Linked DNA regions of Homo sapiens: region 2 is linked to region 1. Evidence: read pairs that join two places in POLR2A ChIA-PET (ENCODE). Cell type or tissue: PC-9. All regions are shown on one strand. Each heading gives the region's core, and the rest is flanking DNA. Links, peaks and the distances in the headings are about the cores only.

The links. ChIA-PET counts read pairs that join two places held together with the same protein. Peaks named below come from ENCODE experiments on the same cell type or tissue, not always from the same donor. Only the 100,000 strongest peaks of a DNase experiment are listed, where the experiment ranks them.
Region 2: POLR2A ChIA-PET joins it to region 1 with 13 read pairs; 2 of 35 experiments call an interaction of 5 or more read pairs at or near these places.

The regions. Positions count from the first base shown.
Region 1 is chr17:43,826,805-43,842,151 of GRCh38, forward strand. MPP3 (MAGUK p55 scaffold protein 3) reads right to left here and starts at 6,342. Exons shown (of 20, transcript NM_001932.6): 1 at 6,297-6,342; 2 at 5,957-6,015; 3 at 5,078-5,139; 4 at 4,755-4,873; 5 at 4,440-4,517; 6 at 3,223-3,303; 7 at 2,850-2,987; 8 at 947-1,028. The coding sequence starts at 5,102. It overlaps LOC107984979 (a long non-coding RNA gene), which reads left to right and starts at 6,901. Exons shown (of 3, transcript XR_001753057.2): 1 at 6,901-7,185; 2 at 13,053-13,144. RefSeq lists silencers at 6,302-6,351, 6,372-6,471. In PC-9, for the core only: no CTCF peak of the experiment used is centred there; DNase peaks (open chromatin) are centred at 5,867, 6,408 and 7,567; H3K4me3 peaks cover 1,776 bases; H3K27ac peaks cover 331 bases.
Region 2 is chr17:43,929,186-43,944,532 of GRCh38, forward strand. PPY (pancreatic polypeptide) reads right to left here and starts at 13,291. Exons shown (of 4, transcript NM_002722.5): 1 at 13,236-13,291; 2 at 12,279-12,469; 3 at 11,958-12,029; 4 at 11,619-11,767. The coding sequence starts at 12,469. The coding sequence ends at 11,743. It overlaps LINC01976 (long intergenic non-protein coding RNA 1976), which reads left to right and starts at 9,076. Exons shown (of 2, transcript NR_136406.1): 1 at 9,076-9,212; 2 at 9,376-9,777. It also overlaps LOC102724183. RefSeq lists an enhancer at 8,862-9,362. In PC-9, for the core only: a CTCF peak has its summit at 11,616; no DNase peak of the experiment used is centred there; H3K27me3 peaks cover 848 bases.

The sequences.
Region 1 (15,347 bases), core at 2,449-10,448:
TCCATGACTATTTATATATATATATATTTTTTTTTTTTTTCTTTTTTTTTTGAGACGGTCTCACTGCGTCGCCCACTCTAGAGTGTAGTGGTGTAATCACGGCTCACTGCAACCTCAAACTCCTGGGCTCAAACAATCTTCCTGCCTGGGCCTCCCGAACAGCTAGGACTACAGGTGTGGGCCACCCGTGCATGGCCTATATTTTCTTTTTCTTTTTTTCTTTTTTTTGAGACGGAATTTCACTCTTGTTGCCCAGGCGGGAGCGCAATGGCGCGATCTCGGCTCACTGCAACCTCCACCTCCCAGATTCAAGCGATTCTCTTGCCTCAGCCTTCCCAAGTAGCTGTGATTATAGGCATGTGCCACCAAGCCTGGCTAATTTTGTATTTTTAGTAGAGATGGGGTTTCTCTGTGTGGGTCAGGCTGGTCTCGAACTCCCGACCTCAGGTGATCCGCCCACCTCGGCCTCCCAAAATGCTGGGATTACAGGCGTGAGCCACTGTGCCTGGCTTTTTTTTTTTTTTCTTTTTTTTTTTTTTTTGAGACAGAGTCTCACTCTGTTGCCCAGACTGGAGTGCAGCAGCATGATCTTGGCTCACTGCAACCTCCGCCTCCCAGGTTTGTGTGTTTAGTAGAAATGGGGTTTCGCCATGTTGGCTAGGCTGGTCTGGAACTCCTGGCTTCAAGTGATCCGCCTGCCTCGGCCTCTTAAAGTGCTGGGATTACAGGTGTGCACCACCATGCCCAGCTGGCCTATATTTTCTATTAAAATTTCTACTGACTTGGGAAGGAGATGAGAATTCCAGCCACAACCCCAGAAAGCAAAGCAAATCCCAAACAGGTGACCTGATAGGAGGGAGGTAAGGGGACCTATTAGCAAAGGTGGAGGGCTCTGGAACAATGGCCATGATCGGGGCTGGGCCAGCTTTGCACTGCCGCCACTCACCGCTCCTGTCTGCTGCGCCTCCTCGCATGATCCTGGCCACCACAACAGCCCCTGAGTGCTCGTCCCGCCGGATGGTGGCACCCTGAACCCGAGACAGAAGAGACAGGTTCTTAAGCAGCAGCTCCAAACCTCAGACCCCTACTCTCTGGACCCAACACAGCCTCCCCAGTCCCTCCCTCTGACAGTCCAGAGAGATCAGTGGGGACCTTCCCAATGCTGAAGACAAAACAAAACCAACATCCCCCATTAATATAGCCCTGCACTGTACAGTTTACAAGGCACAATAATGCTGCAACATTTTAGATGAGGGACTGGGGCTCAGAGAAGTTAAATATCCTCAAGGTCACCCAGCTGGTAAAGGGGAAAGCTTTTTGTGATGCCAAATCCAGTAAGTTCTCCATCACATCTCTCTCATATCACAGTTCCTACCACTTGCAAAGACATTTAATAATGAGGATGACACGTGCCAGCTAATTCTCACCCTGCCTCTACCCAATCACAGGGTTACCGGGCCTTCTGCTGCTGCTGAGGGAAACCAATTATGCACCCCAGCCAGGGCTTCGGGACCAGGACTTGGCCCATGAAGCACAGCAGAGATGACACTTAGGATGAGAAAGGCACTAACGAGCCCTCGATTTCCTGCACCACACAGGCCGGACTGCAGCAGGACGGCAGAAAGCTTAAGAGCTAAGCTCTAGGGCTGGACAGCCTTGGGTGTGAACACAGTTCTGCCGTTTACAAAAAGCATGTGGACTTAACAAGGAAATCTCTTATCCTCTCCAAGCCTGTTTCCTGTGAGATGTGGGACAGCATTTAACTCACAGTGTTGTTGCAAGGATTCCACTCAAGGCACTTAGTACACAGTAAGCACTCAACATATGTTAACCACTTATTAGTGGCTGTAACTGCAAACACATTTGCACACTTATTGTTAACATCATCTGTGCCATCTATTTGAAGTACGTAAGATAATTATTGCTAGAAAGAGAGGCCATCAGCTAAGAACCTCAGGACTTCTAGCCCCCCAGAACTGAGAACTTTCCAGCATCGCTATCCATCATTTATTCAGCTCTGAACCGCCAGCACCCAATACAGAGCCTGGATAGGAGGGCTCACAATGTGTTTGCTAAATCAATGGATGGCCACTCCATTTTACAAGTGAGGAAACAGAGGCAGAGGAGAGATCCTCGTCTGTTTGCAGAAGAGGCTCGTCGGAGGTCATTTGGGGAAAGTTGGAAATAGAGAATGCCAGCTGTGGGATCCTCTGGAGCCAATCTCAATTCTCTGGGCTTCCACCACTTCTGAGCATCTCATAAACAACGCTGTCCCTTTGCTCGGTAAATCAATGCTGAACCAGGACCAAAGTGATAGCAGTCTGTCTGCTGGGGAGAGGAATGCCCTGTGCTTCCTCAACATTCAGAGCAGGCATTGTCACACGTTTTCTATAAGGGGCCACATGTAAATATTTGAGGCCAGCCACACAGTCTCTGTCACAACGACTCAACTCTGCCATCGCACTATAAAGGCAGCCACAGCCAATCTGTAAGTGAATGGGCCTGGTTGTGCTCCAAAAAAGCTTTATTTTAAAAAATAAGCTGTGGGCTGGTTTTGGCCCTTGGGCTGTAGTTTGTCCATTTCTGGCTTAAAGCATGATCAGGGTCACCCTGTACAATTGTGCAGGTTATTAACTACACAAAGGGTGTTGGCCACAGTTGAGAGGGGCTGTATCCACCTAGAGAAAGGGGTGCCCTGCACACAGAGGCACCACAGGGATGAGCAGCAGCGCAGGCAAAGCTGCCGTCACTCACTCTGAAGACTTCGGGGAGGATCTTGTCCAGTGTTCTGGGTGGGGGTGAGAGGCAGGGGAAGAGTGGGTTAGAGAGGGGCAGGCAGCAGCACCTACCAGGGGTTCCTTGTTCTTCACCAAGCGGACGATCTTCACCGATTCCTCATCAAAATCCTCATCGATATTGTCAGGCAGAGGCGGGAGAACGGGGTCAAAATTCTTCTGGGCAACCGTGTCATGTACCATGAGCACAGCCTGCCGGGAAAGCCAGAGAAAAGGAAGGCTGGCCCGCCGCTCACAGGGTCAGCAGGCCGCAGCTGGCCGGTGGTATGGAGGGTGGCAGACGCCATGCCAGAGAGACAACTGCCCAGACACTAGTGCTGAGGATCGCTCCCTCAGTCTCCACTCCTCAGCCTCATTAGGAGAGCTCCCTCCGCCCCCATCCCAGGAGACCCAGAGGCATGGCTGGGCAGGGGCTCTGTGTGACTACCCTCAGGTGCGGGGTGGACAGCAGCTGGAGCAGCTCCCTCTCATCACTGTGCACGGAGGCGGCCTGCAACTCCTCCATCACCTGCAGAGAATGAGACAGGCGCCACTGATGGCTAGAGGTGCCCCTGCCCCATATCTGCTGGGTCCTTCCTCTTTGGAAGGGCCCACCCAGCTGCAGCCCCCAGGGGCACACCAGACCCTCAACCACCCGACGACGATGATCCTGGGAACATCACACCAGGGGTCAGGAGCAGCTCTATGGGGCCATCCTCCAAGGAGCCACCGTTTTAAGCCCTACGTGCTTTCTGCTTTATGTGGATCTTCTCACTGAACCCTCGCAACCAACTTGATGCAGAGGGTCTTGTTACTTTGCCATTTTACAGATGAGAATCCTGAGACTCAAAGAGATTAAACATTTTGCCCGAAGTCACAGAGCTCATATACAGCACAGCTAGGATTTGAACCTGGGCTTATCTGGCTCTCAGATGCTATTTTATGAATGAGGAAATGGGAGCTCAGAGAGGTTGAGTGGCCTACTTAACATCACAGAGCTGGTGGGACAGGCAGCGCTGAGCCTGGGAGCCAGGCAATCTAATGTGCCCCTAATCACATTCCACAGTGGAGAAGGGCCCAGGGCTCTGCACCCACAAGCTGCACTCATCCCTCCCCAGGCCATCTCCTGGGGTTAGGTGAGTTTATTCAGGAACTGATCTTAGTAATCAACCAGAATGGGTTTTCCCCAACCACGCAACATAGACGACTAGGTCCACAAGAAATTAAGAAGCGTTCCTTTAAAAAATGAGAAGCCTGAGCCAGTATGCGGGGACACACTGTAGGTCCCTTGACTTCAGGAAAGCACAGACATAATGTCTTATTGACCTATTCAAATCACCAGTCCTCAGGGCAGTTTGGGAACTGCTGAGCCAATCCAATGCTCTCATTTACAGCAGAGGAAGCAGACTTGCTAAAGAACACACAGTAAGTGGGCAGCTCCATGTCACAGTGTCTCCCAGCCCAGTCCAAGGCTCACGGGTTCCTCCCTACCTTTCGGGGAACCCAGAGAGAGGAAGAGAAGGAGGAGGACAAGGGAAGAAAACACCTCTTCACCTTTGGGCTCCTGATTCCCGGTGTCCCCACACTAAGCAAGCGAGGCAAGATGAAGGAGCCCTACAGGGTGGGGAGTGGGGCAGACACTGTAAGGAGAAACCTGGGGCTTACGTCCTCAGCGAGGGCCACAGCGCTGTGCAGAACTGGGGTTGGACTTTGCCTTTCATAATAGCGAAGCTTCTCATGAATCTGCAAAGACAGAGTATTTCAGATGCACCCTGGACACCACACATCCCACCCACGGCTGTGGGGACATTTGGGGCAGCAGACTGGGCCACTGACAGGGCACCATAAGAGAAAGTCCTGTGTAGTGGGCAAGTGAAGGCCTTCCTGGGGCAGGGAGATGACTAGGATGACCTCAGACGGCCACAGACAGCTAGAAAGACCTCTAGACACCCTTCCACGCAGGATGACGTGGGACTTCACCTTCATTAAGTAACTGAGGCTTTTTTCACTGAAAACATCCCTCAGGAAGCCCATCTCCTCCTTGTGGTTGGAGTCAGGTCTGAGCTGGGAGGTCAGCAGGGCCAGGGTTTCATGCAAACCTGGGGAGAGGTGAGAAAAACAAAGGATAGCAAACGCAGTGGGTGCTCCCTGCCCCCGAGGAGCCCGAGTGGGGCCTCAAACAGCACTTCAGTCCTGCCGTGAGGACATTCTCTCCCCAGGCTCTCACTGCCAGGGCCTGGAGGCTGCCAGGCAGGCTCTTGTCTTCAGGACTGTGGCAGGTCCAGCCGGGGGGAGGTACTTACCAGAGTCCTCCGATAGCACTGGCATGCTGGCGTTGTCACCTCCCGACCTCTCCCTGCAGATTCTGGGAGAAGGGGGTGGAGGTGGGTATTGAAGCTCCATCAAGCATATTTATTGAACAAACTGACTACACATCTACTGTGTTCTCTGAGACCAGGCTGTGGACAGAGAGGATGGGAACAAATAACTCTGCTTACTTTTTTCAGAGAGGAAGGAAATAAAGCTAAGATGTGCTGAGTGTCCTCGATGTGCCAAGCATTGTGTGGGGTGATTTCTATGATAAACTTTTTGTCTGCACAAAGTCCTGAGAAATGACTGCGAATGTTCCCATTTTATTGATGAAGAAACAGCGGCGTGGAAGCTTTCAGTAAGCTGTGGGTCAAAATCCATATTCAAGCAGGCTCTTCCAGGCTGGCCTTGGAGGTGCCAAGTGACCCTGCCTGACAGTGTCAGCTGTCCTCCGCAGCGCGCCCCCTCCACTGCAACCTTCTAAGAGCCCTGGCTCAAGTCTCCTGCTGGGACACACCTTCCACAACTACCTGGCTGGGCCTACAAGCCCCCTGTCCCCGACCCCCCAAGACCCAACCCAAAGGGAGCCTCCAGACTGGAGTGCAGAGAGGAGGGGGGGAAATGGGAGTCGGGCTTCCACTATGCAGGAGGGGGGACCCCTATCTCATGAGGCCCTCCAAAGGTGCTCTGCAGCACGTGGACCTCAAAAAGTCCTCCTTAGGAAGAGGAGAAGGAGAGTCATGACTGATTCATTCCGCAAACATGGAGCCAGCCCGCAGCGCCGAGCCCCGGTGCCACTAAGAGGCGTAAGAGCGGCCCCGGGCCCTCCAGCCTCCGCCCCGCCCCGCCCCGCCACGCCACGCCGGACTCACCCTCGGGCTGCTCCCCGCAGGAGGCCGAGCACCGACTCCCGCTCGCTCTCCGAAGGAACCTGTGGGAGAACAAGGAGCGCACTGGGCGCAGGAGCAGCGACCCCGGGGGACCTCGGAGGGCGGTCCCGGAGGACGCGGAGCAGCAGGGAGCGGGGGGCGCGCGGCGGGGCGGGCGCGGGAAGAGGGAGGCGGGGGCCGAGGGGCGGGGTTGAGACTCCCGCGGTGGGCTCGGTGGGCCGCGAGGCTGTCCGGGAGCACGGGAGGAGGGTCTCGGCCCGGCCTCCCGCCCCTCCCGCCGCGGCGCCCAGCTCCCTCGTCCGTTCCCCTCGCGGCCTCCTACCTCGTCGCGCCGGGATGTGTGCTCCGCGAACGGGAGCCGCGCGAGTGCCCAGAGCCTGGGCCGCCGCTGGCTCCGCCTTCCCGGACCCCTCCCTGCGGCTGCCGCGCCGGGCGGGGGTGGCGGAGCCTGAGGAGGCGCGGCGCGGGGAGGAGGCGCGGCGCGGGGAGGAGGCGGGGGAGGAGCGGAGGCCGCCCTCCGCGTCTGGCACCGCCGCACCCTCCGGGCCGGGCTCCGCTAGCCGGCGTCGTACCCGCTCCCGCTCTCCCGCTCCCTGAGTCCCCTGCCTGTGTCCCCCCGCACCCTGGCACACAGCCAGACTTCCCTTCCGCCCGCGCAACCCACCCTCCGCGAGTGGAGGGGTGGACACCTGCTCAACAGAGAATTCGATTTTGCAAACATTTATTGAGCGCCCTCCAGGTGCCAGGCGCTGTGCCAGGGGCCGGGGCTTCAAAGACGACCAAGGCACAGATCCTGGGTTTGAAGATCTCCAGAGGTGGGGCGGGGGGCCGGTCGGATGCGAGGGCAACTCGCTGTAACAATGCAACGCGCTGGGAAAGATTTATCGGTGCACGCTGCCCTGGGGACGCGGAGCAGGGGAGGAGAAGTCAGGCTGGAGAGGAGGGGGACTCCATTCTGCCCGGCTGCAGGGGAGTGAGGCTACATAGCAGAGGCGAGCAGCATCCAGGGGCTTTACTGGAAAAAGAGCTCTGAAATGGCCATGACGATAACTGACTTATATTGTGCTGTCTCCATGCCCAGGTACTCCTCAGATCACTTCCCTTCACAGTAGTTCCTGATATCAAGACCATTCTTATTTTGGTTCTGCAATTGAGGAAACTGAGGTTCCTGGTGAAAGAATGTGTATAGGGGAGAGCATAGGAACTGCTGGGTGAGTGAGCAGGTGGTTGTGGGTATTAAAAGGTGAGGAGTGGGTGAGTGAGTGGGCCCCCTTCCCTCAATCCCAGCAGCAAAGAACGGCACAGCACATGTCAGGAGAGGTGGACCCAGAGGTTAAGTCTGGAAGTAAATCTAGCCCTGCACAGTAACCAGGGAAAATGGGTTGGCAGGCCCCACAGGCTGTAGTGCATGGGGAGGCTGTGAGAGGCAGCAAATGTCATGATGATGTTTCCCCTCATTCCTCAAAAATTATCCTCATTCCTCAAGAAATATCTACACTATTGCTCCTCAAAATGTAACGTGCCTGAGACTCACTAGGGGGTTGTGTAATGCTGGAGTGGTGCCAGATTCTGAATTTCTGACAAGCTCCCAGGTGATGTGACGCCACTGGTCTGCAGACCACACTTTTTGAGTGGAGAGAGACTGCATGAGACACATTCTTAGCTGCAATGTTTACTGTTGGAAAAATAATGAGAACCATCTGATCCATCTGATATGGGTCAAATGATTTTGGACAAGAACACCAGGAAGTGGTGTTGGAACAAGTAGATATTTATGTGCCTGAAGGGACCCAATCCCTACCTCACACCATATTCAAAACGCAATTTAAGAGAGATCATTGGCCTAAACATAAAGCAAATCGATAAAGCTACTAGAATAAAACAGGAGGGTATCTTTTAAATCTTGGGGTATGCAAAGATTTCCTAGAAAGGATACAAAAAAGCCAGGCATGGTGGCATGAGCCTGTATCCCACATACTCAGGAGGCTGAGGCAGGCAAATTGCTTGAGCCCAAGAGTTCAAGGCTGCAGTGAACTATGATCAGTCCACTGCGCTTCAGCTTGGGTGACAAAGAGACACCGTTTCTAAAAAAAGAAAAAATTTTTAAAAAAAGCATGGACCCTGAAAACAATTGATAAATGGACCTCATCAAAATTTAAAACTCCTGCTCATCAAAAAACACTATTGGCCAGGTGCAGTGGCTCATGCCTGTAATCCCAGCACTTTGGGAAGCCAAGGTGGGTGGATCATCTGAGGTCAGGATATTGAGACCATCCTGGCTAACACAGTGAAACCCCATCTCTACTAAAAATACAAAAAATTAGCCAGGCATGGTGGCACACACCTGTGTCCGTTCCAGCTACTCAGGAGGCTGAGGCAGGAGAATTGCTTGAACCCGGGAGGCAGAGGTTGCAGTGAGCCAAGATCAGGCCACTGCACTCCAGCCTGGGTGACAGAGTGAGACTCCATCTCAAAAAAAAAAAAAAAAAAGACCGGGCGCAGTGGCTCACGTCTGTAATCCTAGCACTTTGGGAGGTCAAGGCGGGCAGATCACGAGGTCAGGAGATGGAGACCATTCTGGCTAACATGGTTAAACCCCGTCTCTACTAAAAATACCAAAAATTAGCCGGGTGTGGTGGCGGAGGTTGCAGGGAGTGGAGATCGCGCCACTGCACTCCAGCCTGGGCCACAGGGTGAGGCTCCGTCTCAAAACAAAACAAAACAAAACAAAACAAAACAAAACAAAACAAAACACTATTAAGAAAATAGGACCAGGGACCAGGTGCAGTGGCCCACACCTGTAATCCCTTCAAGCACTTTAAGAGTTCAAGGCGGGTGAATGGCTTGAGCCCAGGAGTTCGAGACCAGCCTGGGCAACACGGCAAAACCCAGTCGGTATCTACTAAAATTACAAAAACTAGCCAGGCATGTTGGCTTGTGCCAGTAGTCCCAGCTGCTCAGGAGACTGAGGCAGGAGGATCACTTGAGCCTGGGAAGCAGAGGTTACAGTGAGCCATGATTGTGACACTGCACTCCAGGCTGGGTGACAGAGTAAGACCCTGTCTCAAAAAAAAAAAAAGAAAAGAAAAGAAAAAAGAAAGAAAAGGAAAGGAAAAGAAAAGAGGCAAGCCACAGACTGGGAGACTAGGAAGAAATATATCTGACAAAGAGATTGTATTCAGAATAAAGAACTCCTGTAACTCAATAAAAAGACAAACCACCCAATCAAAAAACAGGCAAAAGATATGAACATGCACTTCACAAAAGAAGATATACAAATAACCAATAAGCATATGAGAAAGCACTCATCCAACATCATTTGTCATCAGGGAAATGCAAATTAAAACCTGTCATAGTCAGTTCCTGCTGCTATAACAAAATACCACAGTAATTTATAAGAAGTAATAGTAATTTATTGCTTACAGTTCTAGAGGCCGGAAAGTCCAAGATCAAGGGGCCAGCTGGTTCAGTGTCTGGTGAGGGCCTGTTCCTCACTGATGGCACTGGATAGGTATCCTCACATGGTGGAAGAGAAAGACAGGCATAGGCCAGGCGCGGTGGCTCACGCCTGTAATCCCAGCACCTTGGGAGGCTGAGGCAGGTGGATCACAAGGTCAAGAGATCAAGACCATCCTGGCCAGCATGGCAAAACCCCGTCTCTACTAAAAATACAAAAAAATAGCCAGGCGTGGTGGCAGGCACCTGTAGTCCCAGCTACTTGGGAGGCTGAGGCAGGAGAATGGCGTGAACCCGGAAGGCAGAGCTTGCAGTGAGCTGAGATCGCGCCACTGCACTCCAGCCTGGGCGACAGAGCGAGACTCCATCTCAAAAAAAAAAAAAGAAAGAAAGAAAGACGGGCATAAAGGGATGAACGCTGTGTCCTCATGTGGCAGTAGGGGCCAAAGGGACTAGGGTGCTCCCTTCAAGTTCTCTTATAAGGGCATTAATCCCATTCAAGTGTCCATCAAGAAGTGAATGGATAAATATTCATTCACTTGTGGTATATCCATACAATGGCATATTTACTCACCAATAAAAAGAAACAAATTACAAGAAAGAAATGATGAAAAAATTTAAGATGGCAGAGTATACAATTGATATTAAAAATTTATGACTTTCCGGCCAGGCACGGTGGCTCACGCCTGTAATCCCAGCACTTTGGGAGGCCGAGGCGGGCAGATCACAAGGTCAGGAGATCGAGACCATCCTGGCCAACATAGTGAAACTCCGTCTCTACTAAAAATACAAAAATTAGCTGGGCTTGGTGGCACGTGCCTGTAATCCCAGCTACTCAGGAGGCTGAGGCAGGAGAATAGCTTGAACCAGGGAGTCAGAGGTTGCAGTGAGCCGAGATCGCACCACTGCACTCCAGCCTGGTGACAGAGCGAGACTCTGTCTTAAAAACAAACAAACAAACAAAAAAAACATTATGACTTTCCTGTGGACAAAAATAATTATTAAGTATAATGAAAGAAAAAATCCAAACTAAGATATCAAGAAAGATTAAATACCAATTTATAAACTTAATAGGAAAAATGAAAGACCTATTGATATTTGGGAGAAAAAAACTTTAAAATTCTAGTGAAGGACATAAAAGATAAAATGTACCTCAAATGGCTAGGGAAAGAACAGTTCAATAGTGCAATTATATTAATTCATTCTGAAATAATCTTTATACCCAATGCAATTCCAATTAAAATATAAGAAGTATTTTTCACAGAGAATTTATTAAATGCTACCACAATTCATCAGGAAAAATAAACATTGGTGAATAATAGGAAAGTTCTGGGAAAAAAAGAGTTATGGGACCAAGGGAGGTGGGATTTAAAAATATGAAAACAATTTTTAAAGTTTAGTACTGAGGCTATAGTCCCAGGACTCTGGGAGGCCGAAGCAGGTAGATCACTTGAGCCCAGGAGTTCAAGAACAGCCTGGGCAACATGGCAAAACCCCATCTCTACAAAAAATGCAAAAATTATCTGGGTGTAGTGGTGCTCACCTGTAGTCCCAGATGCTCAGGAGGCTGAAGCAGAATTGCCTGAACCCAGGAGTTCGAGGCTGCAGTGAGCCATGACCACACCACTGCACTCAAGTCTGGGTGACACAGCAAGACCCTGTCTCAAAAAAAATGAATTAATAAAGTTTAGTACTAAAGAGGCAATCAACAGCTAGACAAATAGAACAGAATTGAAAGAACAGAAATAGTCCTCATGTATACTGTCTTTTAATATTTGAGAAAGGTGACATTTAAGTGGAAGGAGAGGAATTTTTTTTTTTTTTTAATGTGGGGACAGGCCAGGTGCAGTGGCTCACACCTGTAATCGCAGCAGTTTGGGAGGCTGAGGCGGGAGGATCTCTTGAGCCCAGGAATTCAAGACCAGCTTGGGCAACATAGCAAGACCTGTCTCTACTAAAAATAAAAAAATTAAAAAAAATTGATGCATGTGCAAGTAGACCCAGCTACTCAGGAGGCTGAGGTGGGAGGATTGCTTGAGCTCAGCAGATAGAGGTTGCAGTGAGCCGTGATCATGCCACTGCACTCCAGCTCGGGCATCAGAGCAAGACCCTGTCTCAAAATAAAATAAGGTATGGCGACAATTACAATAGCTACTCTTTATGGGAAAAAAAAAGAGAGAGGAAAAAAGGCTGGGCGCAGTGGTTCATGCCTGTAATCCCAGCACTTCGGTAGGTGGAGGCGGGCAGATCACCTGCCCTCCTCTGCAAGATTATAAAAATAAATTTACTGAGAAAATATTTTGATGTGAGAAGTGAGGTAGGGATACAGCTTTCTTTCGCTTTTGTTTTGAGACGGGGTCTTGCTCTGCGGCCAGGCGGGAGTGCAGTGGCGAGATCTCGTCTCACTGCAAGCTCCGCCTCCCGGGTTCAAGTGATTCTCCTGCCTCAGCCTCCTGAGTAGCTAGGATTACAGGCACCCGCCACCACACCCAGCTAATGTTGTTGTTGTTGTTGTTGTTGTTGTTGTTGTTGTTTGAGACGGAGTCTCGCTCTGTCACCCAGGCTGGAGTGCAGTGGTGCGATCTCGGCTCACTGCAAGCTCCGCCTCCCGGGTTCACGCCATTCTCCTGCCTCAGCCTCCCGAGTAGCTGGGACTACAGGTGCCTGCCACCACGCCAGGCTAATTTTTTGTATTTTTAGTAGAGACGGGATTTCACCGTGTTAGCCAGGATGGTCTCGATCTCTTGACCTCGTGATCCGCCCGCTTTGGCCTCCCAAAGTGCTGGGATTACAAGCATGAGCCACCGCGCCCGGCTGCAGTGAGGGAAACATTTCTAAGTAAATTCCAAATCCAAATCTATAAAGGAAAAGGTGGATATGTGTGATTTAAAAAAGGGTAAACATTTTTATAGGTAAAAATATTATTTGCAACATATGATATCATATGCAATATGATAAAGTTAAATTCCTCAATTTAAAAGAGTTTACATAAATGAGAAAAGATGAAAAAATTTTAAACGGTCAAAGAAAATAGTCTAATACAAAAAATACATAGCCAATAAACACAGAAAACTGATGCTAGATCTCCTGTTTAAAAAAAAAAAAAAAGGAAAAAAAATCCAAAAGATGCACAACCTCACTCATAATCGAAGAATTCTTAGCCAAAATAGGAGGCAATGTCCCTTGTTAAGACAAAAATGTTTAAGTCTGTTGACATCCAGTGCTATCAAGGATGTGGGGAAAAGACACATTTACACATTTGGAAGGAATATTATTTGGTGCAAACTTTCTGGGACACGATCTGGTAATATTTGTTAAAATATTATATGTACATGTCCTTTAGTCCAGAGGATATTTGGGCAAGCAGAATGGAAGAAAAGAGAAGCAGAGAGAGATGTTTAGGTGGATGAGAGCTTGGAGCAGGAGTGCTGGGAGAGGCTGCATCATAGGACAGGGCAGGTGCAGCCAGGGCGGAGTTGGCCCAGATGGCCGGAAGCTCAGGGCAGGAGTCGCCTCACCCAGCCAGGGCTCGGTCAAGGTGCTCGTTTAGAGCAGCTGCACAGGGAACAGGAAGATGAGCTCAATGCCAGAGGAATGAATGACTTTGGGTCCATCTGGACAGGGAGAAGAGACTTTACCAAGCATGCTCTGGAAAAAAAGAGAATGCCAACGATCCTTGAAGAGGTGACAGAGAGAATCTGCTTCAGGCTACAGGTGTGCATTGTCATTGCATTTGGCATTCAGCCCAGACACCATAGGGAACCAGAAATAATTCCAAGAGGAGCAATGGGCTAGTGCCCAGGCATGCAGCAAGAGGGCAAGTCAGAAGCGGGTGGAGAAAGGGCAGGCTCAGCTCCATTTACTTCTCAATGAGAAGGGAAATTACTGTACTGGGGTTTTGGGGTTTTTTTGTTTTGTTTTGTTTTTTGAGATTTCTGATAACTTTTCCTATTGTTTGTGGCTTTTGTTACCTATTTCTCTTATTTTTATTTTTGTTTTATTTTTTTGAGACAGAGTATTGCTCTGTCACCCAGGCTGGAATGCAATGGCACGATCTCAGCTCATTACAACCTCCGCCTCCCGGGTTCAAGCGATCCTCCAGCCTCAGCCTCCCAAGTTGCTGGGACTACAGGCATGCGCCACCATTCCCAGCCAGTCCTAGAATTCTTATGTTGTGCTTTTTTCAAATCTGCTGTCACTTTTTGTTCTTTCCAGTTCCCTGCCAAAAATGTCAAGCTTGACTTTTACCTCCTTGAGCACAGTAAGAATAGTTGTGTTAAGGCTGATCCTGCTATTTACAGTATATGGAGTCCCCACGGGTCTGTTTTGTTGTTTCTGCATATTCTTGCTTATTGAGTCTTCTCATAGATTTGGTTATCTTTGATTATATATTAGATGGTATTTGAAAAAACTACTTGTAAAAATGATCAGCTTAGGCTGATGCTATTTTCCTCCAGAAAGGATTTTTCACTAATATCTTTAAGGTACCCGAGGGTAGGGATGGGGAAGGTGCTGCCAGACAAGAGCCACTTTTAATTCAAGTTCAAAGCTTGAAGTTTCCTGGGACACCTAAATGACAGAAAGCTGGGTGGAAGTCCATGGTGGCCTGGTTTGTACAGCCTTTTGGGGTCCCAGCCTAATGTGACCAAAAATATGCCAGATTCCATTCCCTGCCCCCAGAGGGCCCTAGACTCCTAGTTCATCCTCTTCGCTGCTGCTTTGGAATCAGTAAATGCCCACAGGGAAAACAAGCACATACACTGAGCTTATCTTTCTGGCTTCCTGTCTACTTGCATGCAGACTTATGCCTGGGAACCCCCATGCTCTTTTTAGCTTTTCACTGCTTTTTTTTTTTTTTTAAGACAGTCTCGCTCTGTCACCCAGGCTGGAGTGCAGTGACATGCTCACGGCTGACTGCAGCCTCGACCCCTCAGGCTCAAGTGATCCTCCCACCTCAGCCTCCCCAGTATACTTTCTTTTTTCTTAATAAACTTTATATTTTGGAATAATTTTAGATTTACAGAAAAGTTGCAAAGATAGTACAGAGAGTTCCTGAACACCCTTTCCCCTGTTTTCTCTAATGTTAGCATCTTACATAATCATGATACATTTGTCAAAACTAAGACATGAACATTGGAATGTTATTATTAAGGAAATTCCAGACTTTATTAATCTTTCACTAGTTTTTCCACTAATATCCTTTCTCTGTTCTGGGATCCAGTCCAAGATAACACATTGCAGTTAGCCTTCAAAGTTTCTGAGAAGATTTGAAATTTACCTATCAGTAAACGTGGGCATTTACTGATTGAGCTCCTGAGGCATTACCAGTCTCCCATTACTGCCCTCCTCCATCATTTTCCCTGTCATTCCCCGAAGTAATTGGTTAACATAAAAAATTTGAAAGGGGCCGGGTGCGGTGGCTCACACCTGTAATCCCAGCACTTTGGGAGACCGAAGCAGGCAGATCATTTGAGGTCAGGAGTTTGAGACCAGCTTGGCCAACATGGTGAAACCCTGTCTCTACTAAAAATACCAGAAAATGAGCTGGGCATGGTGGCACGTGCCTGTAATTCCAGCTACTCAGGAGGCTGAGGCACGAGAATCGCTTGGACCCAGGAGGTGGAGGTTGCAGTGAGCCGAGATCGCGCCTGCTGTCTCAAAAAAAAAAAAAAAAAAAAAAAAAAATTGAAAGGGAGTTTTCAGATTTGTTTGATGGAGAAAGTTGAAAAATCGAGTTTGCAACCAGCTAGGGTAGGGAAGCTGCGAGGAGACTAGAGGATGAATGTATGACGGAAAACAAAAAGCATGGTGGTGGTCTACACTGTGCTACAGCAACTAGCAAACTGCAAGATCTCCGTGGCTAAACACAGAAAAGTCTATCTCTTGCTCATTCCAAGTCCGCCGCACGCTTGGTGGC
Region 2 (15,347 bases), core at 4,719-12,718, 100 kb after region 1:
TCCTTGGACCTTTGTCCAGCAAGATATGACAAGGATGTTTCTTTTTCTTTTCTTTCTTTTTTGTTTTCTTTTTCTTTTTTCTTTTTTTTTTTTTTTTAGATGGAGTCTCACTCTCTTGCCCAGGCTGGAGTGCAGTGGCGTGATCTCGGCTCACTGCAACCTCTGCCTCCTGGGTTCAAGCAATTCTCCTACCTCAGCCTCCTGAGTAGCTGGGATTACAGGTGTGCACCACCATACCCAGCTAATTTTTGTGTTTTCAGTAGAGACAGGTTTTCACCATGTTAGCCAGGCTGCTGATCTCGAACTCCTGACCTCAAGTGATCTGCCCGCCTCAGCTTCCCACAATGCTGGGATTACAGGTGTGAGCCATTGCACCAGGCCAGGGATGTTTCTTTCGTTGGGCCTTTGTCCGCCCTGTGGTCAGGTGGTTAGGTAGGATGTTTCTCATGGCCTGAACCCCTGTGAAATGTTTCGCTTTGACCAAGGTCTGCAAAATAGCAAGGAACTTGTAACATGGTGCAGTTTGGCTAACATTCTTGCCTTTTACTTTAATATAAAAGGAAGAGGGGTGTTGTGTTGTTGATTGTCTGGCTACTTCCTTCCGAATAGGGGTGCTGTACTCGGCGTGTGGGTTTTGAAGCAGTGGGCGTTCGACTTCAGAGTTGTTTTCCTTGAGGCGCTGATACCGGCCTTGGCGGAGGAGAATGACGGTATTCATGTGTTTCTGGGTGGTTGCCTGAACAAGGGAGTTCAGCCTTTGGGAGATAAAGCAGGATATGAAGGTGAGTACACATGGGCCAATTGTTAGTATTAGGAGGCAGAAAATTAGGGGTCCTCCAACTGGCTATCCCGGTGCCGAGTGTAGCAGAGATATTTAGTCCTGCTAACGGGAATGAAATGTACAGCCCGCTTGGTGTGTGGGGTGGGGAGAGGAAACAGGCATTACTAAAGGAACCTGAACCTGAATAGTTTGTTAGGCAAAATGTTATTGTTTGGAGATTGAAACACCAGGGTGCATATTCCTGATCAATTGGCCAGTAGGCAGAAATAAGATTTTGCACCACAAAGGAAGAAGATCACAGGTGCATGCCACCACGCCCAGCTAATTTTTATATTTTTTTGTAGAGGTGAGGTTCCCTGGGCCCAAGTGCAGCCTAGGGAATTCTGGCACTCTCCAGATGTCAGAGGTCATAATCAAGGATGACGCCTTTAGTTAGGCAAACCAACTTAGAGCCTCCACTCCATACCATAGGGGAGTCCCAGACAAGAACACAGCTTGGGCTGGGCGTGGTGGCTCACTCCTGTAATCCCAACACTCTGGGAAGCTGAGGTGGGTGGACACTTGAGGTCAGGAGTTCGAGACCAGTCTGGCCAACATGGTGAAACCCCGTGTCTACTAAAAATACAAATATTAGCCAGGCGTGGTGGCCCGTGCCTGTAGTCCCAGCTACTCAGGAGGCTGAGGCAGGAGAATTGCTTGAACCTGAGAGGCGGAGGTTACAGTGAGCAGAGATCATGCCACTGCACTCTAGCCTGGGCAACACAGTGAGGCTCTGTCTCAAAAAAAAGTAGTAAAAATAATAATGTGTTATATATCATATCATATGACATATAATGTAGCTATGATGATACAATAATAATAGCCGTTATTCTTAAAATGGCATATGAGGCAGGTCTTGAAGGATATGCAGCTTCATTGGCCAAAATTTCCATCACTCCCTGCTTGCTCTCTCCTCTGTCAATCAGCTGCTACCAGGGAGGTCCAGTTTCTGAAACACTGGAATCGTGTGAGCAGAAGTCGCCACTCACACCAGCCCTTGGTGTGAGGAGGAGGACATTTGAGGGCAAGGTAGCTGCAGCCCCCAAGCTGCCCTCCACACTGGAAGCCAGTCAAGGCGTGGCCTCCTCAGCTGGAGTTGACATCCAGTTCTGCTCTGGACCTGCAAAGTCTCTGAGGGCTTCCTGCCAGGCTGCAGGGAGGGGTTTGGGTGTAGACCTGGTGGACTGTAAAATTACCCATTTGCCCCAGATTAATGATTAACGGGTCCCTGCCCTCACCCTGTCTGGGAGAGGAGCCCAGGGTCAGGCTAGGCCAAGGGGAGCCCGATAGCATCTGTCTCTGCTCAGAGGTTTCAGAGATATGCTCCATGATGGTTTGACTGCACCTGATGGGTGTGGAATCTACGGGTGATTTCTGAGGCCACCTGGGGCCTGGCCAGGCCGCATACCCTCTGGTGAGGCTTCCAACTTCTGGGGCATACAGAGAGGATGTGGCATCCAGTCAGAAGCCCTGGTTAAGGCAAGTGGCTCCAAACAGGAGAGCTGTCCCTTGGCTCAGAGGAATGTGGGCTTCTCTGACTACTCCTGGCTTGACCACAGGACTTACCCTGGCCAGTGGCACATGAGCAACATGATAAGTGCCACATCTAAGCAGGATGTGGCACTTTAAGAGCTACTGCAGCCGGGCGCGGTAGCTCACACCTGTAATCCCAGCAATTTGGGAGGCCAAGGCAGGCAGATCACAAGGTCAGGAGATTGAGACCATCCTGGCCAACATGGTGAAACCCCATCTCTACTAAAAATACAAAAATTAGCCAGGCGTGGTGGTGGTGCATGCCTGTAGTCCCAGCTACTTGGGAGGCTGAGGGAGGAGAATCGCTTGAACCCGGGAGGCGGAGGTTGCAGCCTGGCGACAGAGCAAGACTACGTTTCAAACAAACAAACAAATAAACAAGCAAACAAACAAAAAAGGAGCCATTGCCTGGTTCTACTTTTGCTTTTCTTTTCTTTTTTTCTTTTTTTTCTTTTTCTTTTTTGAGACAGGGTCTCACTCGGTTGCTTAGGTTGGAGTTCAGTGACGTGATCTCTTCTCACTGCAGCCTCCACCTCCTGAGCTCAAACTATCCTCCTGCCTCAGCCTCCCAAGTAGCTGGGACTACAGGCTTGTGCCACCATGCCTGGCTAATTTTCATACTTTTAGTAGAGATGGGGTTTCGCTATGTCATCTAGGCTGGTCTCAAACTCCTGGACTCAAGCAATCCGCCTGCCTTGGCCTCCCAAAGTGGTGGGATTACAGGTGTGAGCCACCGCACCTCGCCCACCTTTGCTCTTTTACCCTGGCTAGGAGCCCAGGATGTCCCAGAACGGGGTTACTTCTTTTGGGGTGAGCCCTGAAATGATGTATATTCCACCCACACTGGGGGCACCCAAGGAGGCTCCCTTCCCTTCACCTGCCCCTCACCACCATCCCCAAGGCTCACCCGTCTCTGTCCTCTCGCCGTCTCCAGCCTGACCAGGTGGGAGGTCCTGATGCCCTTCCCAGGACTGGGCACTGCGGTGGCCCCAGCACAGGGCAGGGCCCACCTGAAGCAGTGTGACCTGCTGAAGTTGTCCCGGCAGCAGAAGCAGCTCTGCGGGAGGGAGCCCAGCCTGGCTGAGACCCTGTGGGACGCCATGCACCTCGGCCTGGAGTGCCAGTTCCAGTTCCGGCATGAGCGCTGGAACTACAGCTTGGAGGGTAGGAGGGGCCTGCTCAAGTGAGGTGGGGAGGAGGGCTATGGGAGGAGGAGGGCTGGGGGCGCGGGGGAAGAAGGCTTCTGGGAGGAGGAGGAGGCTGGGAGAGGCTGCCTTTTCCTCTCCCCTGGACCCTGTGCCCAGAACACACTGCCCTTGCTACCCTAGCACGGTTCCATATGAGAAGAGTCCCGGGATTAATGAGGGGCAGTTGAAGACCAGGTGTGGCCCAGCCTCAGGTTTCGGGGAGCAGAGGAGCAAGGAAGATCCAAGAGAAGAGGAGACACAAGTCCGGTCCTGGAGGAGCCCACAGATGAGAGGGGGGTCCCCTAGTTACCTTCCTCTGCCTCTTCACACACACATGCGAAACAAGGCACATGAAGACATGAGGACAGGCAGCAGCGGGTTCCAGGACCCATGACATGAGCCAGGCCATGCATTTGTTCACTCCTTTAGCTGTCCCTTTGTTCATCACATCCATTGATCCATCAGTCCCTCCCTCCCTTCCACTCCCATTCTACCTCCCTCCCTTCTTCCTGCCTCCCTCCCACCTCCACCCACCCACTAAGCATCCATGGAGGCCCACAGTAAGCCAGGCACTGTGCTAGATGCTGGAGGTTCAGAGCTGAACAAGACCCCAGCTGCCCTTGGGAAGCATGCAGTCTAGAAGGGAGAACACAGGTCACCATGTGACTCCCTCACCAAGGGGAAAGGGCTTTGATGGGACATTTTTTTAAAAAATGCAGTGATGCTGTACAGGGCAGCCAGGCCTCTCCTAGGCCAGCTGCTCTCCACTGTCAGCAGTCAAGCTGATGGCCTCTCTCAGGACATCACTAGCACCCAGATGCACTGAGGGCAGGTAGGAAGTAGTGAGCCGGTGGGAGGACAGCTTTGGGCCACACCCAGCAGAAAGGAGTAGCGGTGGTCCCGGAGTGGGTGGGATGGTCAGTCTGGGGCAAGTCAGCCAGGAGACTCAAGGTCACTCTATCATTGGGTCTATTCCACAGTGGGTAGCAGAGAATGATATTTGAGAACCATCATGCATCACAGGAAGCCCCCGGCGCTTATCTCAGCGGCCTCAGAAATAGGCCGATCCAAATGGTCACACACTGACTTGGAGTCAAAATGGCGGGTTTAGCCCCAGCTGTGGTGGCACCAGGTATCTGCGTAGCTTCTCTTTGCATCTCAGTGTTCTTCTCTGAGAAGTGGAGGCCATAGCCCCTGGCCTGCTGCCCTCTGGGAATTTGGGCATGTCCTCCACAGTGAATTTGGAAGTTCCATTTAAGTGGGAACTCGCAGTCAGAGTTTAAGGGGCAGTTGACAGGGAGACCCACCCGGAGTTGTGTCCTCAAGCCACATTCCCTCATCCTGCCCATTGCAGGGCTACCACTACCGCCTCCTGCCCTCAGAGAGCAGCAGGCAGCGTCTGAGCTTCTTCCTTTCCTCTCTTCCCCCTTTCCTCCCTCCCCATACCCTTCTACAGTTCCTGGAATGAGTAAGAGAGTCTGGAAGAGCAAGGGGCTGAGAGCCTTCAGTGCCTGCAGAAAAGCCTGGGTTTGTAAGGGCAGCCAAGGCTGCAAAGGGACACATGGTTTGAGCTCTTGAGCTCTTCAACACTGGGCTGTGACAAATGGGGATAAGGAATAGCCTGTTTGCTGGTATTTAGGGTACACTGGTCCCCAGATATCTCCTCCCACCTGTACTATGGAAATTTATCATGGGAATTTCATTTCTTTTTCTAGAGATTCTTGGCTGCGTAGAAATGCGGTCCTGGTCTCACTTGGCTACTGAGCCATCCCATAAACTTCAGTGATATTGACATTGACATTGAATTTCTCACCCCCACTGAGAGCAGGGTTGGTTTGTATGTTTGTTTGTTGTTGTTTTGAGACAGGGTCTTGCTCTGTCACCCAGGCTGGAGTGCAGTGGTGTGATCCTGGCTCACTGCAGCCTCAATTTCCCAGGCTCATGCAATCCTCCCACCTCAGCCTCCCCAGTACCTGGGACCACAGGCACATGCCACCACACCTGGCTTTTAAAATTTTTTTTGTAGAGACAAGGTCTCAGTATGTTGCCCAGTCTACTCTCAAACTCTTGGGTTCAAGTGATCCTCTCACCTCAGCCTCCCAGAGTGCTGGGATTACAGGCATGAGCCACCATGCCTGGCCGAGGGCAAGTTTTAATAAGGAGAAGAGGCCAGAAGATGAGACACTTTCGGGAGAAGTGGAGATGGGAGAAAGGGGTTCTTTTAAGGCCGGGTGTGGTGGCTCACGCCTGTAATCCCAGCACTTTGGGAGGCCAAGGTGGGTGGATCACGAGGTCAGGAGTTCAAGACCAGCCTGGCCAAGATGGTGAAACCCCATCTCTACTAAAAATACAAAAATTAGTACGGCACGGTGGCAAGCACTTGTAATCCCAGCTACTCAGGAGGCCGAGGCAGGAGAATCGCTTGAACCTGGGTGGCAGAGGCTGCAGTGAGCCGAGATCATGCCACTGCACTCCAGTATGAGCGATAGGGTGAGACTCCATCTCAAAAAAAAAAAGGTTGGGGGGGGTTCTTCTATGAGTGGAGGGGCTCTCACGCCTGTTAATCACCTAGCATGTGCCAGGAGCTGCCCAGAGGCTGAGTTACATCACCCAACTCCATCTTCACGACAGTCCTATGCCAGGATTTAACCAGCTCCATTTCACAGATGAGGATGTGGAGGCTCAGGGGAGATAATGTCCCCTAATCAAGGTCACACAGCCAGGAGGGAGTGAAGTCAGGATTCCTACCCAGAAGCCCCTGCTCTTCCTACTGTGCCCCTTCTGGGGTTGGTGTGGGCATGAAGAATTGGTGCACATTTTACAACCTTGCCCCATAAAAGCAGCAATATTGAGGAGGTAGAGGGGACCTGACAGGCCACACAGCTGAGGCTCTGTGGCCTGAGGCAGCCAAGGCCTAAGTCCATCATCCAAGCAGCCAAGACCCACCACCCTCCAGAAGGCTCAGCAGGTCATGCCTCAGGGGCTCCAAAATGGCCAGGCAGGCTGAGAAAATCTCCAGGTTGTGCAGCGGGGCCTGCAATCCTGAAACCAGAAACTGCAACTCCACCCCCTCCCCATGGCAGCGGGCCTAGGGGGAGGGAATAGGGGTGCTGGGATCCCAAAGTAACCCTGCAGGAGAAGGAGGCAGAGGCACCTTGGATCTAGCCAGATGGGGAGGGGCATCTGGTCTCAGCATAACCCCCTTCCAAACCCTGACAGTAACCCCTGGGAAAAGCACAGCCCCCTCTCAAGCCCAGAGCCAGTTTCTCCCTAGGATCTGTGTACTTGGAGCAAAAAGTTACCCGACACCCCACGCCTCCCTGCCTCTGCTACCCACACTTCTGGGCCCCCGGCAGGGACTGTGACCTGGTCAGAACAGCTGGTAGCCCATGTGCTTCCACCCCCACCTTCTCTCCGTTCCGGACTTTCAGGTCACGACACAGGGAGGAAAAGAAGGCTATGCTGGGAGTGGAGCCTCAGAGGGAAAGGGGGCAGGGATGCTTAGGAATATAAAGGGCCTCAGGTCCTGGCCAGAGACACTCTGCTGAGCTCCTCTGCACCTGCCCAGCACCATGGTGATGTCTGGTGGCCAAGTCTGGGCCCCCATCAGCTGTATTCTCTAAGAGCTTGGGGATGGGGGCTGGCACCAAGGGCCCCTCCTCAGGCCCACTAAGGGCATGAAGGAGTTAGGCCAGGGCAGCCTCGTCTGCCATTCTGATGGCCAGGATAGCTACTAGGGCTTCTTATTCCTGCTTGGGGTGGTGGGGATGAGGAGAGTTCCTGGTTAAAAGAGGGTTGAGGGGCCTAGGAGCTCTGGGAGTGTGCATCATGTTTACGGGCATCATAGTCTGTGAATCATTGTGTGTTGCAGGCACAAAATTCTCTGTGCATTGGGTGTGTGAATCCTCAGGCTGGCTTTCCTGTGTGTAACTGTTAGTCATTCATTTAATATGTATTACTGAGTATCTGCTAAGTGCCAGGCACCATTCTAGGTGCTTGTGATCCATCAATAGACAAAATAGGCGAAGAGCCCAGCTGTAATTAATGATGCTTACATTGAGGGAGGATATGCCGCTGGGAAGGGACTCAGACAACAAATATAAGTATAGAATATAGTAAGTTAGAAAGTGCAGGCCAGGTGTGGCGGCTCATACCTGTAATCTCAGAACTTTGGGAGGTGAGGCGGGAGGATCTCATGAGGCCAGGAGTTTGAGACCAGCCTGGGCTACATAGCAAGACTCCATCTCTACAAAAAATTAAAATTTAGTTGGGCATGATTGTATGCACCTGTAGACCTAGCTACTTGGGAGGCTGAAGCAAAAGGATGGCCTGAGCCCAGGAGTTTGAGGCTGTAGTGAGCTATGATCCCGACACTACATTCCAGCCTGGAAGGCAAAAGAAGGCCTTGCCTTAAAACAATAAAATAAAATAAAAAGAAAGAAAAGAAAAAATAGGGCAAAAATAGAGCAAGAAAAAGAGCAAGATGAGGGGTTTGGTTGCAATATTATTTTATTTATTTATTTTTTTAAATCGTAGAGACGGGGCTCTCTGTCTTTTGCCCAAGCTAGTCTTGAACTCATGGGCTCAAGCAGTCCTCCCACCTCGGCCTCCCAAAGTGCTGGGATTACAGGCGTGAGCCACCGCGCCCGGCCAGGTTGCAATTATAAATAGGGGTGTCAGGGTAGGATCCATTTAAAAGGTGGATTTTGAGCTAATGCTTACAAGGGGAGACAGAGCTGGCCATGAGGATGTCTGGAGGAAGAGTCTTCCAGGCAGAGAACAGAGTGACCGTCATTTTGCGGGAACAGCAGGGAGAAAGGAGGGGGATAAGCAAGGAGTTTGCGGGAGAGAGGGCAGTGAGGTTAGGGAGCTGACCAATGGCTTTATGCCGTCCTCATGCGTCCACCTTAGGGTGTGTCTCCTCGTTCGTTTTTTTTTTTTTTTTTTTCTTTTTCTTTTTTTTTTTTTTCTTTTTTTGAGACGAAGTCTGGCTCTGTTGGGCAGGGTGGAGTACAGTGGCGCAATCTCGGCTCACTAAAACCTCCACCTCCCGGGTTCCAGCAATTATCCTGCCTCAGCCCCCAGAGTAGCTGGGATTACAGGCGCCCACCACCACGCCCGGCTAATTTTTGTATTTTTAGTAGAGACGGGGTTTCGCCATGTTGGCCAGGCTGATCTTGAACGCCTGACCTCAGGTTATCCGCCCGCCTCGGCTTCCCAAAGTGCTGGGATTACAGGCGTGAGCCACCGCGCCTCGATGCTCTGCCTGCATCACCGGGCATGTCCAGGTGTGTACCATTCCTCCGAGCACCAGGATGTCCCTTAAGGCGTCCGTGCTCTGGTGTGTGTCCCAGAAATAGACACGACCCTCGGTCTGAGCGCCCCTGCACCCCAGCCTGCCCACCGCGCGGAACACCTGCAAGCTCCGGTCCGGGTGCCGCGCTGACCACAGCCCCGGCATCACGTGACCTCCCGCGGCTCTGTCTGCCCCGCCCCCTCCAGACGCCTGCTCTGCGCTGCGCATTCGCTCTGGCCATAGCGGGCCTCGTGTCGCTGCTGATGCAGCCCGAGGGCGCCCTCGGCGAGGAGCTGCAAGTGCCGCAGCCCAGGGCCGCCAGTTGGCTGAACTTAGGCTCCATCAAGAAGTACTTGGGGAAGCTCTTCAACAGCAGGTGGGCCGGCGGAGGGTGTGAGGAAGGGAGGGAGGGAGGGAGGAAAGCGGGGGGTGGGGGGGGCGCGGGGGGGGGACACGGACGCCACCAGGCACCCCCACGCACATCGCGGCCTGAGCTGGGCTCGGGGAGCGGCCTCATGACTGCAAAGACTTGTTCCCAGCCCGAAGAAATCTAAAAACCACAAGAAAACTGCGAACGCCACGGACACCTCCCCATCAAAAGCCACGAAACCCCCACCATGGACCACCACGAACCCCCAGTGGCTGAACACCTCGGAACCCCGACCACCGACCTCCTCCCGGGGCCCCAGGTAGGACAGCCTGGATGCTGGGCACCGAGCCAGGGGCCTCGGGGCTGGGGGCAGCTTGGGTGCTAGCGAGAGGAAGTTCCTGGGGGCGGGCATGCGGGGAGACACAGCACCCCTGTGGGGGGGGCTTCTTTCTCCAGGCTGGGCCTTGGCCTCCAGACGCCTCTCTGCCCACCAACCCCTTTGTATTGAGAGGGGCCTCGACCCCTCCTCATCCCCTCAGTGAAAACAATAAAGACAAATTTTTGTTGCTTCAGTGACTTCTGTGGGCCTGCGGGCAGGGAGGGACCAGTCCATGGAACGGGAAGTGGGACCCTGTAGTTTCTGCTGTGAGAGAAAAAGACCTCAGCTGTTGGGGGTCCTCCCCTGCCTCCCCTGGCAACCCATCCACCTTCCCCCACTCCACCCACACATGGCCTTGTGGGTCTGGCCCTCCACCCCGTGGTAGAGACACAGATACGGGTCCTGGAGAAGACACTTATTGCCCCTGTAGTCCTGCACAGACAGCACCAGTGTGGGGGGCTCTAACCCAGAGGGAGAGCAGAGGTGAGAGAAGAAACCTCAAAGAAGGGGCTTCAGCTAGACACACCCCAACTCCCACCTGGCTCAAGTTTCTACCAAACAGCCCAGACTCCTCTCCCCATTCACCGCGCATCCCCTTAAGCTGCCAGAGAAAATGCTGGGACTTCAGGCTCCCTCTCCCAGACTCAAACCGTTCTTTTGCGAAACCATCTCTCTATCCAGACATCTTTGGATTTAAGAATCAACCTGAGGCTGGGCACAGTGGCTCACACCTGTAATCCCAGCATTTTGGGAGGCCGAGGTGAGCAGATCGCTGGAGCCCAGGAGTTTAAGACCATGCTGGGCAACATAGCAAGACCCTGTCTCTAAAAAATAAAAAAATTTGCTGGGTGTGGTGGCATGTGCCTGTAGTTCCAGCTGTTTGGGAGGCTGAGGCAGGAGGATCGCTTGAGCCCAGGAGGTCAAAGCTATGGTGAGCTGTGATCATGCCACTGTACTCCAGCCTGGGTGACAGAGCAAGATCCTGTCTCCAAAAACAAACAAAAAATCAATCTGAGCCAAGCAGCTGCATCCTCTAGAAGCTCTTTGCCTTTTAGGACCTGTTTCTACTTCCAGGTCATTTGCACACACCAGATGGAGTAGGACTTGAGGGGAAACACAATTGTGTGTCATTTCCATTTCTGTGCAAGGTGCTGAGCCCAGGAAAGTGGACCCCTCATCCTCCAAACCCATAACCCCATCCCTTGAGACCAAGCATGTGGGGGAGGCAGGAGAAGCCTTTCTAGGAACCAGAAACATTCTAGTTCCCTCACTTCTCCCCTTTACACATGCGCGTACACACGCATGCACACGCGCACTGTCCCCACCTATTCAGGGTGCCTGAGAAGGGCCAGGAAAAGATGGGTTCTCTGGGAATCTGGGAAGTCCTCCCTGGGGCAGGATCCAGGTCCTTGTCCTCCCAGGGCTGGAGTGTACAATCTACAGATTCAACTCATGGTGGCTGGAACTCTCAGCTAATCTAGCCTCCTCCCCTTCCACAGCAGCTTGAATACCTCCTGTGCCCAGGACTTCACTACCTCTCAGGGCAGCCCATTCTCTCCAAATTTCTGGACGGCAGCTCAGGCCCCTGGATGCAGCCATGACTGCCATAGCACCAGAATCGTTCTTCCAGGCTGGGCTGTGCCCCTGCCCCCATGCCAAGGGTGCTTTCGTATAAATTTTGGTGCTTCTGCTGCCTAGGCTGCAGTAAGGCACTGGTGAGGGGTGCACTTGGGGAAGGGTTGTCATCAGGCTGTGTCGGGAAGGTCTATGGGTACTGAACTGGGAAGATTCAAGACTGCCACTTCACAGACTTGCTGAAGGACCATCTGCTCAGAGGAGTCCCTGCCTTCCTCTGGCCACCACTTTTCCCTCTGCGAAGGGGAGAGGATGAGTTGAGTGACTCTGATGACCCCCGCCAACGTTCTGGATGATCCCCTTTTCCTCTGCCCTGCCCTGCCCTCCCCTTTCTCTCCCATGCATTTGGCACTTCCTGCTGCCCCCACCAGGGGTCCACAGAGACACAGGACAGGCTGTGGCTTTGACTTGCTTTATTGAGCCTGTGTGGGAGCAGGGAGCAAGCTTTGGCCAGAGCCAAGGGTGCAGAGGGGAGAGCTGGGCTGGCGCTGCTCATGGAGTCGTAGGAGACAGAAGGTGGCATTATAAGTCCAGCGGGCTGAGCTCCCTGTGAGGACAGGGCAGAACATGGCAGTGTAGGGGGTAGGCCTCGTGCCCTCAGGAGGCCTCAGGCTGGCCCTGGGCTCCTGTTCTCCCTCTTCCACCCCCCACTACACCTTTCCAAGCCCTGATTCAGTCCCACCACCCCCATTTCAGCTCCAGGGAGCTGGACAGACAGGGCAGGGAGTCAAACTCACCTGGGGACAGCAGCATGCGGGGACCCCCACTCCGAGAAGGCCAGCGTGTCCTCTTTGTGTCTTTTCCCATACCTGGGAGGGAAGAGGCAGCAGGGGCAAGCACTGTGCCCAGGTGCCAGCCCACCTGTTTCATATCTGCCTGTAGGCACCATCTTGCCCAGGGCACATTGGTCTAGGCCTGTTGAGCACAGATGCCCTGTTTTCCCAAGAGCAGGCCTGGAAGGGGCTGGGGCTGGGGCTGGGGATAGGGTGTGGCCAGGAATGTGGAGTGGGCCCAGGGTCCCAGGGGCTGGGATCTCTCTCCCCAACTGTGGCACACACCTAGGCCTGGTCAGCATGTTGATGTATCTACGGAGATCAGCTGCATACTGGGCCATCTGCTCTGGTGTGGCATTGTCCCCTGGGTACACTGGCTCCAGTGGGGCTCCCTGGGCACCCAGCAGTGGCTGTAGTAACAGAGCCACGCAGGTGGACAGGAGCAGCAGGGAGAGGCAGAGGCGTGCGGCAGCCATCTGAGGAGCAAGCAGAGGGGAGGTGGAGAGCCCGGGCTGCAGATTTTCCCGTGCCCAGGAAGCAGGGCCCAACTATCCAGCCCCTTAGCCCATCATCCATTTCTCCAAGCCTGGGGACAAGGGGGCAGAGCAAAGGGCCACTCCAAGCTGGCCACTCCACCTCCTAGACACTGCTCTGAAGGCACGGACAGCCTGTCCTGTGAGCAGCCCAGCAAGCCAGGGCCTCGCAAGTTAGAAAAGTATAGCAGAGAAAATGGGGATGTGAGTCCTGGAGACACGGGACTCATGACATCCAGGGCCTCATGGCTCCCAGGAGGCAGCAGCTAGTGGGAATAAGGGCATGCCAGGTCACCCACAGGGTGGGGGACACAGAATGAACTCGGGAAGCCAAGGACAGAAATCCATGGCCTTGTGGGTCTGGCCCTCCACCCTGCGATAGAGACACAGATATCGGTCCTGGAGAAGACGCTACTGTCCATGTCGTCCTGCACAGACCAGCAAAGGCACTCACACAGGGACCCCAGTCACTCACAAGGTCACAGTCACACATTCCAGTTCACAGCCATGCACACGAGTGTGCACACACACGTGCAGTCAGCAGACGGCTCTTCTAGCGTGACAGGTCTGTCCAGATGCAGAAAGCAAGACCCAAGCAGGACCTTAGGCCTCCCAAGGCCCCTGGCCCTGCAAAGCACCACCTCCTCTCCATCCCAGGCCCCAGCCTGGGGGAGGCCCCCAGAGCCCCAGGCAGGCTGAGCCCACTTACCCGGAGTCCAGAGTAAATGGGCACTAGACCAAGCGAGCACCTGCCTCAGGCCGGATGGGCCCCTGCCCTCGGCTGGGCCGCTTTATAGTCCTCAGCCCCCCAGAGTCCCCGCCTCCTGTCAGCCTCTCTCACTCCGAAGCCCTCACCCCTCCTCTCACTGTCTCCTCATACTGGCAACGCCAGTACTGAGGCCAGAGACGGGAGGGGGACAGGGCAGTTCTGTGGGTGCCAGACCAGCAGCATAACAGATAAAACTGGACCACAGTAAAAGTCTCCTGTGGGCCCCCATCACTGACACCCCTTCCCTTTGGGCACCAGAGCAGGCTTGGTTCAAGAAAGATGGGGTTCTGGGACTCGAGAGTGACTGAAAGGTTTTGGTCACAGGCCTTGGAACTAGCTCTCCTGCCTCCCAAAGATCAACCCAAATCATCCAACGGATTCTCTTGGGGCAGAAGATTGAGGCTGCAGCTGGAAGACTGAGGCTACAGCCAGAGCCTCCAGGCTGAAGAATGGAAACTCAGGCCATCCTCTGCAGCTTGCAACTAGAACAAGGTGGGAAGAGGGAAGGGGCCTCAGGTCCTCAGGCAAGGTGGAAAGGAGTGGGGTGCCAGGCTTGGAGAAACCCATTTGGTGGGTGCATAGGATGCAGAATGAGAACTCATGTGCCTGGGTTCAGGGGAAATGTTGAGGGGGGTGCCGGTTTCCAGTATCCATTTCCCTCCCCATCTCAGAGCCCCCATTCCAGGGAAGTGCTAAAAACCAGCTTCATTTGTAAAGCCTCACATTTTCCAAAGTGCTGCCAGCTCAGTCACCTCACTAAATCCCCACAACAACCCATTTTACAGATTCAGGATCTGAAATCTGCTCAGAGATGTCAAATCACTGGCCCCAAACCCCACAGCCAGTCAGACCCCAAAATTTAACTCCAAACCTGGACTGTTTTTTTTCCTAAGTGGGGCCGTCAAAGTATTGTTATAATTTCCCACTTTTTGGCTGAGAAACCTGAGGCTCACAGAGGTAAAGACGCTTGCTCAAGATCTCATAGCTACCGAGGTTCCGAATTCTGGCTTAGATTCTCAACCCCACTAATCCATCCCCACCAGAAGCCCCTGAGTCTCCCCTGCCCAGCGTCTCTTCCCAACCCCCAGTCTCCCTCCCCTGCTTAGGCCAAGGAGTGGTAACTGGCTGTGTCTGAATGACACGGTGACACCAAGTACGGAGCTAAGGACTTATGACTGCTGACGTTCTGCTGTCCCAGATCAGTATACCAAGAAGTTGGGAGATGGGGGGGACTGTTGGGGAAGAGGGGACTGGAGGTGAAACTCCAGGGATCTGGCAGGGTGGGCTTAGAGTCAGACAGACCTGGGTCCAAATCCTGGCTCTGCATTGGCTGGCTCTGTGAGCCTGGGAAAGTAATTTCTTTAGCCTCTCTGAGCTTCACTTTTCCTCTCAGTAAAATAGGCTCATCACACCCATCTGAAGATAGGGAGAATAAAGGAAGGCTCAGCAAACATCAGTGTTCTGCCTTGACCCTCTCAATTTTGATTTTGGTTAACAAGAAGAGCAATAATGCTTCACCAGACAACTTACATTCCACAAAGCAAATACGAAAGTCATTCTGTCTCAGCAAGCCCGGGCCTTTCTCTGGACTGAGGTTTTCCACTTGCAAAACAAGGGTGTGAATTGGTGGCTGGTCTCAGCCTGGCCTTGGGTTTGGCGGGTAGAGGTTGCAGCTCGCCGCCAGAGGGCGCCAGGCTCCAACCCTAGTTAAAAGGATCTGAGCTCCCACAGGACCATGGCCTTGGAGGGACCTGTTCTGGCTGCTACTCATGTGGGGACCCAGCCCCACCCAACAGACAATGGATCTAGGGATTGACTCAGATGCCAGGGCCACTTACAGTTCTATCCTGTCGCAGAGGTAAACCTAAGTGCCTAAGAAATAACAGGCACTCCACAAATGTCAACCAAACCGTAGCTTTCATTTTTCTCCTTTGCAAACAACAGATTCCTCTTCTGGGTCCTCTCAGGGATGTGGTGACAATCCAGGAGGAAGTGGTAGTAGATGTGCTTTCTACACTGCATGGCCATGTGTATTAGTTCCTTCTCATACTG